Linked DNA regions of Homo sapiens: regions 2 and 3 are each linked to region 1. The links are chromatin loops, found by intact Hi-C in ENCODE. Cell type or tissue: heart left ventricle. All regions are shown on one strand. Each heading gives the region's core, and the rest is flanking DNA. Links, peaks and the distances in the headings are about the cores only.

Region 1 (3,557 bases), core at 529-3,028:
ACCACATGGAGTAACAACTAAATCCTAGTTCTGTTATTGATTAGCTTTGCAATGTTGAGCATGTCATCTTACCTCCTGTGCTTCAGTTCCCCGCTGTGTAGATGGAGATAATGGTATCCATCGGGGTTGCTGGGAAGATTAAATGAAGTATGTTTGGTCCTTAGAATAGTATCTGGCACACAGTAAGTGCTGTTAGTTACTATTATGGTGAGCTAGGGCTAAAATTGAAAAATTAATTTAAATTTATCATAAAGAATTCAGAATACAGTCCTCGGCATGTAAATGATCAAAAAACATAGATTTGGTTGTTGTTGATAACAAGCCACTGTGCTTTATTTGAATAATTTGGGTTGGTAGGGTACACTTTGAGGGGCTCCAATTGGGTGAAAATTAACAACTATTTTAGAGGCAAAAGGGCTTCTTCAAAATTAATCATACTGCTTTATTTATTTTATTTTATTTTTGAGACGAAGTCTCACTCTGTTGCCCAAGCTGGAGTGCAATGGCGCGATGTCGGCTCACTGCGACCTCCACCTCCGGGGTTCAAGTTTCACTATGTTGGCCAGGCTAGTCTTGAACTCCTAACTTCATGATCTGCCCGCCTCAGCCTCCGAAAGTGTAGGGATTACAGGCGTGAGCCACCGTGCCCGCCCCTATTTTCTTAAAAAAGGAGGAGAAAGGAAACTGGTAACTTATTTTGATCATCCCCTTGGCATGGCAAAGTCACATCTAGCATGAGGCACTCTTCATTTCTGACTTAGAAGGTTTAAGAAAGAATGAAATGAGGCCGGGCGCGGTGGCTTACACCTATAATCCCAGCACTTTGGGAGGCTGAGGCAGGCGGATCACGAGGTCAGGAGATTGAGACCATCCTGGCTAATATGGTGAAACCCCGTCTCTACTAAAAATACAAAAATTTGCTAGGTGTGGTGGTGCGTGCCTGTAATCCCAGCTACTCGGGAGGCTGAGCCAGGAGAATGGCTTGAACCCAGGAAGCAGAGATTGCAGTGAGCCGAGATCGCCCCACTGCACTCCAGCCTGGGCAACAGAGACTCCGTCTCAAAAAAAAAGAAAAAAAGAAAGAAAGAAAGAATGAAATGCCCATGAATACCAATTGATACTAAAAGCAAAAGCTACATCTGCTTCTTTATTAGTCTTAGCAGTAATTGCCAGTGTTTAAGTAGCATATTGGCATCTACTTAGCAAGCGTTATCTGTATATTACTGGCTGGGACTATGACAGAAGAAAAGGCAAATATATACTCTAAAAATTATTTGGACCACGTTCCTTTGCGTGGCTGATAGCATTTGAACTGAATAGTTGGTAAAAAACAAAAAACAAAACAAAACAAAACAAAAACCAGAAGTGGAGCCAAAGTGATTATGGGCAGCTGCGTGCACCCTGTTGCACCAGGCCGACTTCTTTGGACCTTTCCATAGCTAGGAATTGCAGGCTTCACTTACTCCACCGCACGTGTCTGATTCCTTCCCTAAGGCGGCAGGGTGGGAAAGGGAAGGTCGTTAGAAACTGTGACAGGGAGTCTCGGGAACGGTTGCCTATTTAAATAGCGAGTGAAAACCAGGCAGAAATGTTTGCCGGCTGTAAGCAAAGCGAAGAGGTTACTCGTCAGTGATGAGCGGAGAGGGAGAATTACGGGATCACCTGAGCTCAGGAATTACCAGCGCCGCTGACACCTGCAGCAAAATTTTCCATGAACAGACGGCATCCTGTAGAGGAGGAGGGGAGCGTGGGAAAGAGAGGTGTGCACCGCGCTGGGTCGCGCCCTCTCCCCGTGGGGCCCCGGCCCGGACCCCGCCCCCGCGCTGTGGGTGGGCGCCTCCCGGCTGTCACTCAGCGGCCGCGGTGGCTCCGGGCCCCGCCCGACACGCACTTCAGGGCGGCCCCGCCCCGCCCGCGTCAGGCTGGCCAGGCTTCAGTCACAACACGGTGGGGCTCCCTGGCTGCGCCCGGCCCGGCAGCTACGGGCCCAGCGCCTGGTGGCGGCGCTGAGGGGTCGCCGAGAGGGGCCCGGCGGCGTCTGCGGGGGCCGCTCCCTCGGTGGGCCGCGGGCGAGGCATGAGCGCGGGCTCCCCCTGCCTCCGGAGCGCCGGCGGGGGACCGGGGGGCAGGAGATGTGCCTGTCCTTAGCGGCCCAGGAAGCAGCATGCACCCCGATGCGACCGACAGTGGCGGCGCCGGCCCCAGCCCCGCGCGGGCCGCAGGCGCCGGCGGCCGTCCTGTCTCGGGCTTCAGGGGCGAGCGGCGGCCGGAGTCCCCGGGGGACGCGGAGGCAGCAGCAGCGGCGGCGCCGGGGGCCCCGGGCGGCCGGAGCTGGTGGAAGCCCGTGGCGGTGGCCGCACTCGCCGCCGTGGCCCTCTCCTTCCTGGGGCCCGGCAGCGGGGAGGCGGCGGGGGCCGCGGGGCTGAGCTCCGTCCTGTTCAGGCTCAGCCTGTACCTGAGCTGCGCGGCGGCCGCCTTCCTGCTGGGGATCCTGTTTGCCCTCGTCTGCCGGAGCCCGCGCGCCCAGCCGCCCGACTTCGCCGCCGCCTGGAGCCGGCTGGCCGCGACCTCAGCCGCCCGCCGCCCGCCGGGGGTAAGTACCCGACTCCTGGCCGCCCAGCTCCGCCGGCCCTCCCCGCTTCCGGTGCCAGCTCCCGCGCCCCGAGCTCCGGGGGGCCGCGGCATGCCCTTGTCGAAGCGGGAAGCCGGGAGCCAGGGGGCTGGGCTGCGGGCCCGGCCGTGGACGCGAGCGTTCCCCGGCGCCCGCGCGCGGCGGGCTCCGGGCTCCGGGCTCCGCGCTCCGCGGTGCTGGAGGAGATGCGCGTTATTTACTGGGCTCTGTAGTCACTCGACAACCATCCTCAGTCACAACCCTAAGGGTGTCCCCAGACCTTCGGTGTCGCTTGCCGTGGGAGGGGAAGAAGGGAATCACAGCGTTCGCTACGTGCAGGCTCTGCGCACGGTCCTGGCGATCCGCTTGGTTCTTCTGGCCGTTCTCGGTGGGAGGCAACTTTATGACCGTTTGCCGATGAGGAAACTTGCTTCGGTCCCTGGCCCAGCGCCTCACCCCCAAGCCCGCGTACCCTTCCCACCACCCTATCCTGCCTTCCACCATGCGGATACGTATTATAGTTGTGCAGTCCCCGCTGGCTTCTGTGATTTGGAAGGGGGATGCCAGAAATCACTGGTTTGCAACAAAAGGAAAGCCATCCTCAGCGCGCTGTGGGACACTAGGGCGGGGGTTAGGGAATGTAGGAAAGAACAGTGTTTTAAATGAGCGCTTCTCTTCTTCAGTGCCAAACCCACTGCCCCATCTTTCTTCCACATTCCTTCTCATAATCCTTTAAAGGGAACTTTATTCTATCCCAGCTTAACACTCACTGCTTGACTGAGTGATACCATCATTCTAATGAAATTGCCCAAGCGCTTTGGGGTAAGATAAATGGCAGTGGCTCAACTTCATAAGAATATTTGTTAATGATCATTTGTCCCCAGGGTTTGTATTTGCTTATCACATGACCTGCTCACTCCTTTATTTTAAAAGAAAGCACCACACT
Region 2 (3,557 bases), core at 331-2,830, 830 kb after region 1:
CTCTGGCTATGTGACCCACCCGCTCCCTCTTTTTCTTCCACCATGAGTAAAAGCTCCCTGAGACAGCCCAGAAGACAAGCAGATGACAGCACCATGCTTCCTGTAAAGCCTGCAGAACCATGAGCCAATTAAACCTCTTTTCTTATAAATTACCCAGTCTCAGGTATTTTTTTTATAGCAAGCCAAGAACAACCTAACACCAGAGCTGAGGCGAATCCAAATCTGCCACTTCAATCAATATCTCAGTCATTCTATTTTGGTGAGCAGGAATATAATGCAGATAAGCCAGAGACTGATGTGGCAAGCAAAACACAAAACTCTAGCAACTGAAATGACACAGCAGGGAAGCAAGCAGAGAACAGCAGCAAAGAGTGCAGGAAGGAATGGAGCAGGAGGAGCTGGAATGAAGACTCTAAATTCAGTTGCTGGGAAGGACAGTGAAATGATGAAGAAAAGCACATATTGGGGGGCAGGGTGGGGAAGAGGACAGGAAAGGAAATGTTGAAGGTAGGCAGATGAGGTCACAGAAGCTGGTCATTCATTCACTTGCTAACCTAGTCACTGACCAAATGAGTGCTTATTTAGAATAAAGTGTGGAAGGTTGCCGTGGGACATGACATACAGGGAACAGAAGGGAAAAGAATGTCATGGGTGACTGGTGACTATCCGGGCCAGTGGCACGGGGGTAAGAATTTATCAAGATAGTTGTAGGTAAAGAAAGGCAGGTTTAATAAAGAAAGTATAAAAATATGTTGCAAGAAGGCAACAGGTAGGCCAGCAGAAGAGGAGCTGACTGCCAGGAAACAAAGTCTTGCAGGGCTGGGGATTTTATAGAACTGTGCTTCTGCTGTGTGCTGAAGAGGGCTACGAGCAGTACTGATAACACCAGGGTTACAGGGAGCTCACTTACCCGTGCCTGGTGAGAAGGTGGGTAGAGGACGATTGAGTTATATTCATAGGAGGACTGGTCCTGGTGAAGAAAGGCAAGCCTACATAACTTATCTGCTTCCTCTTTCTGCTTTCCCTCGGTCCCACCAGCCTGACTCCTTTTCCCTAATTAGGACCCCAAAAAGAACAAAGGGATAAGCTGGTTCAAAGAATTATAAGCTCTTTAGACTGGGAAAGTGATTCTGGAGATAACCTCACTCAATTTGTTGATTGCACACACTAGGGAGCTGATGCACAGGTGTGCCCCTCTAGGCAGGATGTAGATAGGAGAGATGGAGCTGTTAGGAGAGGGAGCAATACTGCAGGGCAGGCGGGAATCACAGATGGAAGCAGCACCTGGAATCCAGACCTGTGGGCACTCTGCTGAGCTTCCCAGCCAGGGGATGGGAAGGACCAGGGCAGAGAGGGCCACAAGCCCAGTAAGGCCTTCTATAACCTGGAAGATAGGCAGCCCAAAAGTCGATGGAAGGCACACACCAATGCCATTCCCTAGTGTTTCCACAGGTGAAGGAAAATCGACTCTGTGGATCCTTTACCTACACTGTTTCGGCAGCAGGAAAAGCCCTGACTTTTCTACTCCTCCAAGAGAGCCCAAATCTCAAGGCATGCTAAAGGAACAAGCGAGGAAAATGAGAGGACAGCGAGGAGGAAGGGAAGGAGCAAAGGGAACACTCAAGTGTCTAATTCTTTGCATCTGTAATTAGCTTATTTAATCACCTAATTATGAAATGAAATTGTGCTTTGCCAGTAATTTCGAATTTCGGGACTTAAATGGGAAAAGGTGATATCTTTGCGCCATCTAGTGTTGTGTCTTGAAATGACACACTTCTTGACGTCTCAGCCCAGAGGAGCTGCAGGCAGCCTTACATAACCAGAAATAGCAAGATTAGCCTCTCCTGTTACATAACCGTGAGAAGTGTTTCAAAGCAGAAGATTATGCATTCCTAGCACCAAATGAATCTTCTCGATAGTTAGTAAGATAATCCCTAAATCTAGGGCAAGGCAGCAATTATGATCCTATTATCATCTGGAAGTTCAGGTATAGAAGAGAACTCTAGCAGGGTGCAGTGGCTCATACCTGTGATCCCAGACCTTTGAAAGGCTGAGATGGGAGGATCCCTTGAGCCCAGGAATTCAAGACCACCCTATGCATAGTAAGACCCTATCTCTATAAAAATAAAAAATAAAAATAATTAGCCAGGCATGGTTGTGCATCCCATCTACTCAGGGAGACTGAGCCAGGAGCATCGTTTGAGCCCAGGAGGTCAAGGCTGCAGCGAGCCATGCTCACGCCATTGCACTCCAGGCTGGGCAACAGAGCAAGACCCTATTTCAAAAATAAAAACAAAAAACTTTACTCTTAGTACAATGAGAACTAACATGGCTGAGAATGTAACCTTCTAGAGGTTAACTTTAACAGCAACATGAGATCATTGACAATTACATTATGGACTTAGAAGCTGATGTACAACTAGAGGAAGGAAGGAAAGGAGAGAGAGAAGGAAGGATATTAAATCATGGAATTATATCTGGTGAAAATAAATGAATCATTAAGTAAAATACACTGTCATAGGGCTATTTGATTATAAGAAGCATATTGATCAAATGTATTAAATAGGAAAGTAAAATTATCACTGAAAGTTACTAATTATAACGATCACTCTGTATTTACTATATGCTAGAAGTAGACGCACATTATTCCATTTAATCCTCACAATAGTCCCCTAAGGTAGACACGACCATTATTCAGATATGAAACCTGGGGCTTAAGGAGCTGAATAACCTTGCTCAAGGTCACAGATAGTCACCAAGAGGCAGAACTATGGTGTGAAGCTCGATCTTTCTGATTACAAAACGCTGCTTTTCATTGCTGTGTAATGCTGCCTCTTTCTGTCAGAAATGCTTTAAATTCTTGACCAACTGTAAACCTAAAAGCTGCAGGCCCTCTTTTGGTTTGTAACCTTGAATCTATTTCCTGACATTTTCATTAGAAGAGCGTGATCTATCCAGAGGTAACCATTTAATGCTGCAAAAAGTACAACCTGGCTGAAATGGTCATTTAAAACTCGGAACACACTGGAATCCTGAGGCAAAGGAAGAAAAGTGTGACTTCATGCAGCATTTCCAGATTCCAGGACGCAGAGACCTCCATCTAAGGACCAAGCACCGCTGGCACACGGACCGCGTGAGAAGCAGGTCCCTGCCGATGAGTCTTTCCTGCAGAAACCTCGGCTCCCTGACTTGGTTAAGCAGCAGCCGAACCGCAGCCTCAGCACCAACGTGAGAGGTGCCGAGCCCTCTCCTTCCTTAGCTACTGAGCTGGTTCTTAAGAAGCTTGTTCCTGCTAGTACCTGTCAAGAGCTTCCCAAAACATAAACCAGACGTTGGGGAAAATGTTCTCTCTAGTTGTATTTGGCTTTTCCACAAGCACTCTTTAAACTCAAGCGGCTGAAGTGCTCCCGGCTGAGGAGGATGCTGTTCTGTGCAAACGCCGAGCCATTGATCATGTTCCGGGTTGTCCAACTCTTCAGTTTGAGACAAAAACAAACACGCTTTTACACTAAATAGGCATGAAGGAGGTGGCCAGTGTGGCATTTTTCAGCTCTCCA
Region 3 (3,557 bases), core at 331-2,830, 390 kb after region 1:
TTAAAAATCAAATTGTTCATTAATGTAAAACAATCAACTTTTAAAGTCCGTATATCCCTTTTTAGTTATCATCATTATAATTCTACTAGTTTAATTCCTTTAACTCAACCCACCTCATCAATCATTTAACTGAACTGTCCCATTGACCATTATGAAAATTTGGTGATTGCTGCAAACCTGCAGCTTCCTGGATCCCACGTCCATGGCTGGAGAACGTATGTTCCTGTGTGGGGCAGCCAGCACCGTCCTTGCTTTTTTTTTTTTTTTTTTTTTTTGAGATGGAGTCTCACTCTGCCACCAGGCTAGAGGTCAGTGGTGTGATCTTGGCTCACTGCAACCTCTGCCTCCCGGGTTCAAGCGATTCTCCTGCCTCAGCCTCCCGAGTAGCTGGGACTACAGGCACGCACCACCGTGCCCAGCTAATTTTTGTATTTTTAGTAGAGACAGGGTTTCACCATGTTAGCCAGGATGGTCTCGATCTCCTGACCTTGTGATCTTCCCGCCTTGGCCTCCTAAAGTGCTGGGATTACAGGCGTGAGTCACTGCGCCCGGCCCCCGTCCTTGCTTTTACCTGTTTCCCAATTTCTCTTTTCCCTTCCTTCATATCTTTCAAACCCTGCCCCTCTTTTTACACACAAATCATCAGTTTTCTATACTGTTCACATCCTGAGGCCAGAATCAATCAAGACTTTTCGTAGCAGAGAAGTTGTGTGTGTCTTATAATGGCGAGTTTTAGAACTTTTCAAAGCTTACCTTTAACAAGAATCACCTCCATGTTAATGTGGATAACTAGGAGACAGTTTTGAGGAAAGCTGACTAATTACAGTACTTGAAATAGTTTATTTTAAAGGCATTTGACTAGTAGGGAATGAGTAGCAAGAACAGTTATCTAAGACGGCTCATCTGCGTCTTTCTGTTTTGGGCGTTAAGCACCATATAACCTTGGGGATGCCTCAGCTTCCCTATCTCTGAAATCAATGAGTTGGACAAGATGAGGGTTAATCGGGTCCCCTCAGGGATTCCATGAAGGATACACATTTCCACAGATGTATTTCCTCTGCTGTGTAAAGGTGTCCGTCATCAGTTTTACACAGAGAGCTGGGACACTGACATTGATTGGTTAATTCTCATGTGTCTCGGTCACGTAAAAAAAAATAATGGTTACAATTCAACTCCATTTTGCAGAATGGTAAACCAAAACCCAAAGATACTGGATAATTTCTTAATACGACAAATAGGTAAAAAACAAACAGAAAAAGAAACAAAATGGTAATTTCGATGTGCACGCTATTGCATGAAAGATTACTATGATGGACTACTTGGCCTACCTTGGCTAAAATCAGCATCTTAATTTTGACGCTGAGGTAGGTGCAAATGTCCTATAAGGTGATGTAAATAGATTATCTGGGGAGACTGTCTTTCGCCCTTTCCCCTTGGTGATGTAACTCAAATGGCAAGTCGCTTAAGCAGAGATTTGTAATGCAGCTGCACTCTGTCGCCACCTAGTGGTGAGCAATGGCAGCAACAAGCTGAGAGTTGTTTCTGCTTTATCTGCCCCTTTTTATCCAAGTTCCCAAGGCTGGAAAAATTTTAAAAGCCTATTTTAAAGGCCGCAGAGTGATGTGGAATAGACAGTCATCTGTTTTCCTAACCATGTTCTTCCCTCCCCACGTTTTAAATTTTTGAGAAAGCATCCCTTGTAAAGCCACCAGCATTTTTGGTCCGTGTCCATTTCTATTTTGACTATCTGTGCAGGCATTTCCATTTCCCCTAACTTCTTAGCAGTTTTAAGATAAATATAGAACAATATACACTTGTGACATTCAGAGAGGCTTACATGAGCTGAACCTAGAAAGATGGCTTTCAACTGACACATTACAATCACTGTGCTGGGCATTTTGAACAAGAATTATATTATGCTTATATTTCCTTGATGAATCTTAAGAGTAGAACAAGAGAAAAATCCAGTGAAGCATGCTGCGGTTTTCATCGTATCCTAAATATGTATTTTTTTCTGTAGCCCTGACTATGTAAGTATTTTTCTGTAGCTATTTTTTAATGTTGTCAAAAACGGATACAAAAGAGACAAGTTTTAAACACATGCTAATTTCCAAAGCCAGAACCAATCACAAGTTGCTGTTCATAAGGAAGCTGGTTTGAAACATCATGGAGTCTGTAACATCAGTAAAATATATACTTTCCGATCTTAGTGAGCTACAGTCTGTTGAAAAGCCGTCTAATTTATCAAAGCTTCTGCAGTTATCTCTGGAGGATTAGCTATATTTAGTATCAAATAATTCTTAAAGAAGGATTGACTGTTACTTTAAACACTAATGCAAAAAAATCTCTGAAAGCAATATAAGCAGTGCTAAAGTGTTTTTATCTTTTTTTATAAAATATTAGTTGTCATATTTGCCCACCAGAATTCGATGAAATTCTCCTAATAATACCACGTTTATGTTTCTAGAGGCTTATTTTTCCTTCTTAAATTATGAAGGTAAAACACAACTTTGCATAAATCTAAAAAAATAGAATATTTATGGTTCACACAAACACACGTGTAATCTGACATACAAATACATAATGTAAAAATCAGGCAAAAAATAAAAAAAAAACCTTAAGGGGAACACAAGCATACCATCTCGTGGACCCACAGGAGGGTTATAGATGGGTCCTTTTCACTGCAAAAGAAGCTTATGTTTTGCTTTGGCTCTGGAAGGCCATTCGGGGGAGTCTAAGAGTCTCTACAAATTGGCATTTCTGTCTCTATGGCAACACAAAGCTCTGCCTCAGCAACAAAATGAGGTCTTCCTATGCAATGCAAAAAGCACAAAGTGGCATGAATGCAGAATAATATCGACTTTTCTTTAGAAATAAAAAATGAAGACTTCTGTGAAATCAAGCCCTTGAGAACTTCTTGAAATGCAGAAGCACGGCCATGCGATAGGCCAGTCAAGGTTGAATCCGGGTCCATTAAAACAGAAATGAGGAAAGGAATCCTGACTTATGTCCAGATGAAAATTTCCAAACTCCTTGGCTGCATTCCTTAGAATTGATAGTAAGTACCATTTAGAGTCCATGTATTTTAAAGTACTGTAGATACTATGGAACGAAGTAGCTAAGGGAAAGTAATTTGACCTTTAAGTTCAATCAGAGCTGGCAAGAAATAGGAAGTGGATAGAATCCAGACAGCAGTATGGGGACAAAAGGCAGACTGAGAGGATGTAGTGCACATCACCAGAGAAACAGAAGATGTTAGACAAGAATCATGGATTTAAAAAAAATCCAAATTGAATGACACAGAAGCAAACATGACCGGAAGTGTGTGAGTTCGGCACTGTAGATGCTTGGCAACAGTTTTTTCTTTGCAGGAGAAACGGTGACTAGAAAGCAGTGATTTAGTGTAGAACCATGAGACAGATGTAGACCACAAAACACACGACACTCTTATTTGTAGAGTAGAGAATCTGACCATGTCTTTGTGGAGTTTGGAAACCTCACACACACCTAAAAGGGAAGCACATCACCAGGTGGTCGCTTCATCTTCAGGGTGTCTC

The links. A loop is a pair of places that touch in the nucleus more often than their neighbours do. Peaks named below come from ENCODE experiments on the same cell type or tissue, not always from the same donor. Only the 100,000 strongest peaks of a DNase experiment are listed, where the experiment ranks them.
Region 2: a loop joins it to region 1, with 3 times the contacts of the local background. A loop is called at or near these places in 7 of 110 quality-filtered maps.
Region 3: a loop joins it to region 1, with 3 times the contacts of the local background. A loop is called at or near these places in 27 of 110 quality-filtered maps.

The regions. Positions count from the first base shown.
Region 1 is chr4:185,207,663-185,211,219 of GRCh38, forward strand. SNX25 (sorting nexin 25) reads left to right here and starts at 1,936. Exons shown (of 19, transcript NM_001378034.2): 1 at 1,936-2,593. The coding sequence starts at 2,165. It also overlaps a transcript of CFAP97 not described here. RefSeq lists silencers at 1,635-2,214, 2,325-2,484, 2,555-2,744. In heart left ventricle, for the core only: a CTCF peak has its summit at 2,005; DNase peaks (open chromatin) are centred at 1,899, 2,307 and 2,609; H3K4me3 peaks cover 1,767 bases; H3K27ac peaks cover 1,373 bases.
Region 2 is chr4:186,036,598-186,040,154 of GRCh38, forward strand. No RefSeq gene overlaps it. Among named protein-coding and RNA genes, the nearest start is that of TLR3, 31 kb to the right of the region's middle. In heart left ventricle, for the core only: CTCF peaks have their summits at 1,741 (motif pointing left) and 1,942; no DNase peak of the experiment used is centred there.
Region 3 is chr4:185,596,279-185,599,835 of GRCh38, forward strand. All of the region lies in intron 24 of SORBS2 (sorbin and SH3 domain containing 2), which reads right to left. Among named protein-coding and RNA genes, the nearest start is that of SORBS2-AS1, 10 kb to the left of the region's middle. In heart left ventricle, for the core only: CTCF peaks have their summits at 1,504 (motif pointing left) and 1,707; a DNase peak (open chromatin) is centred at 1,483; H3K27ac peaks cover 993 bases.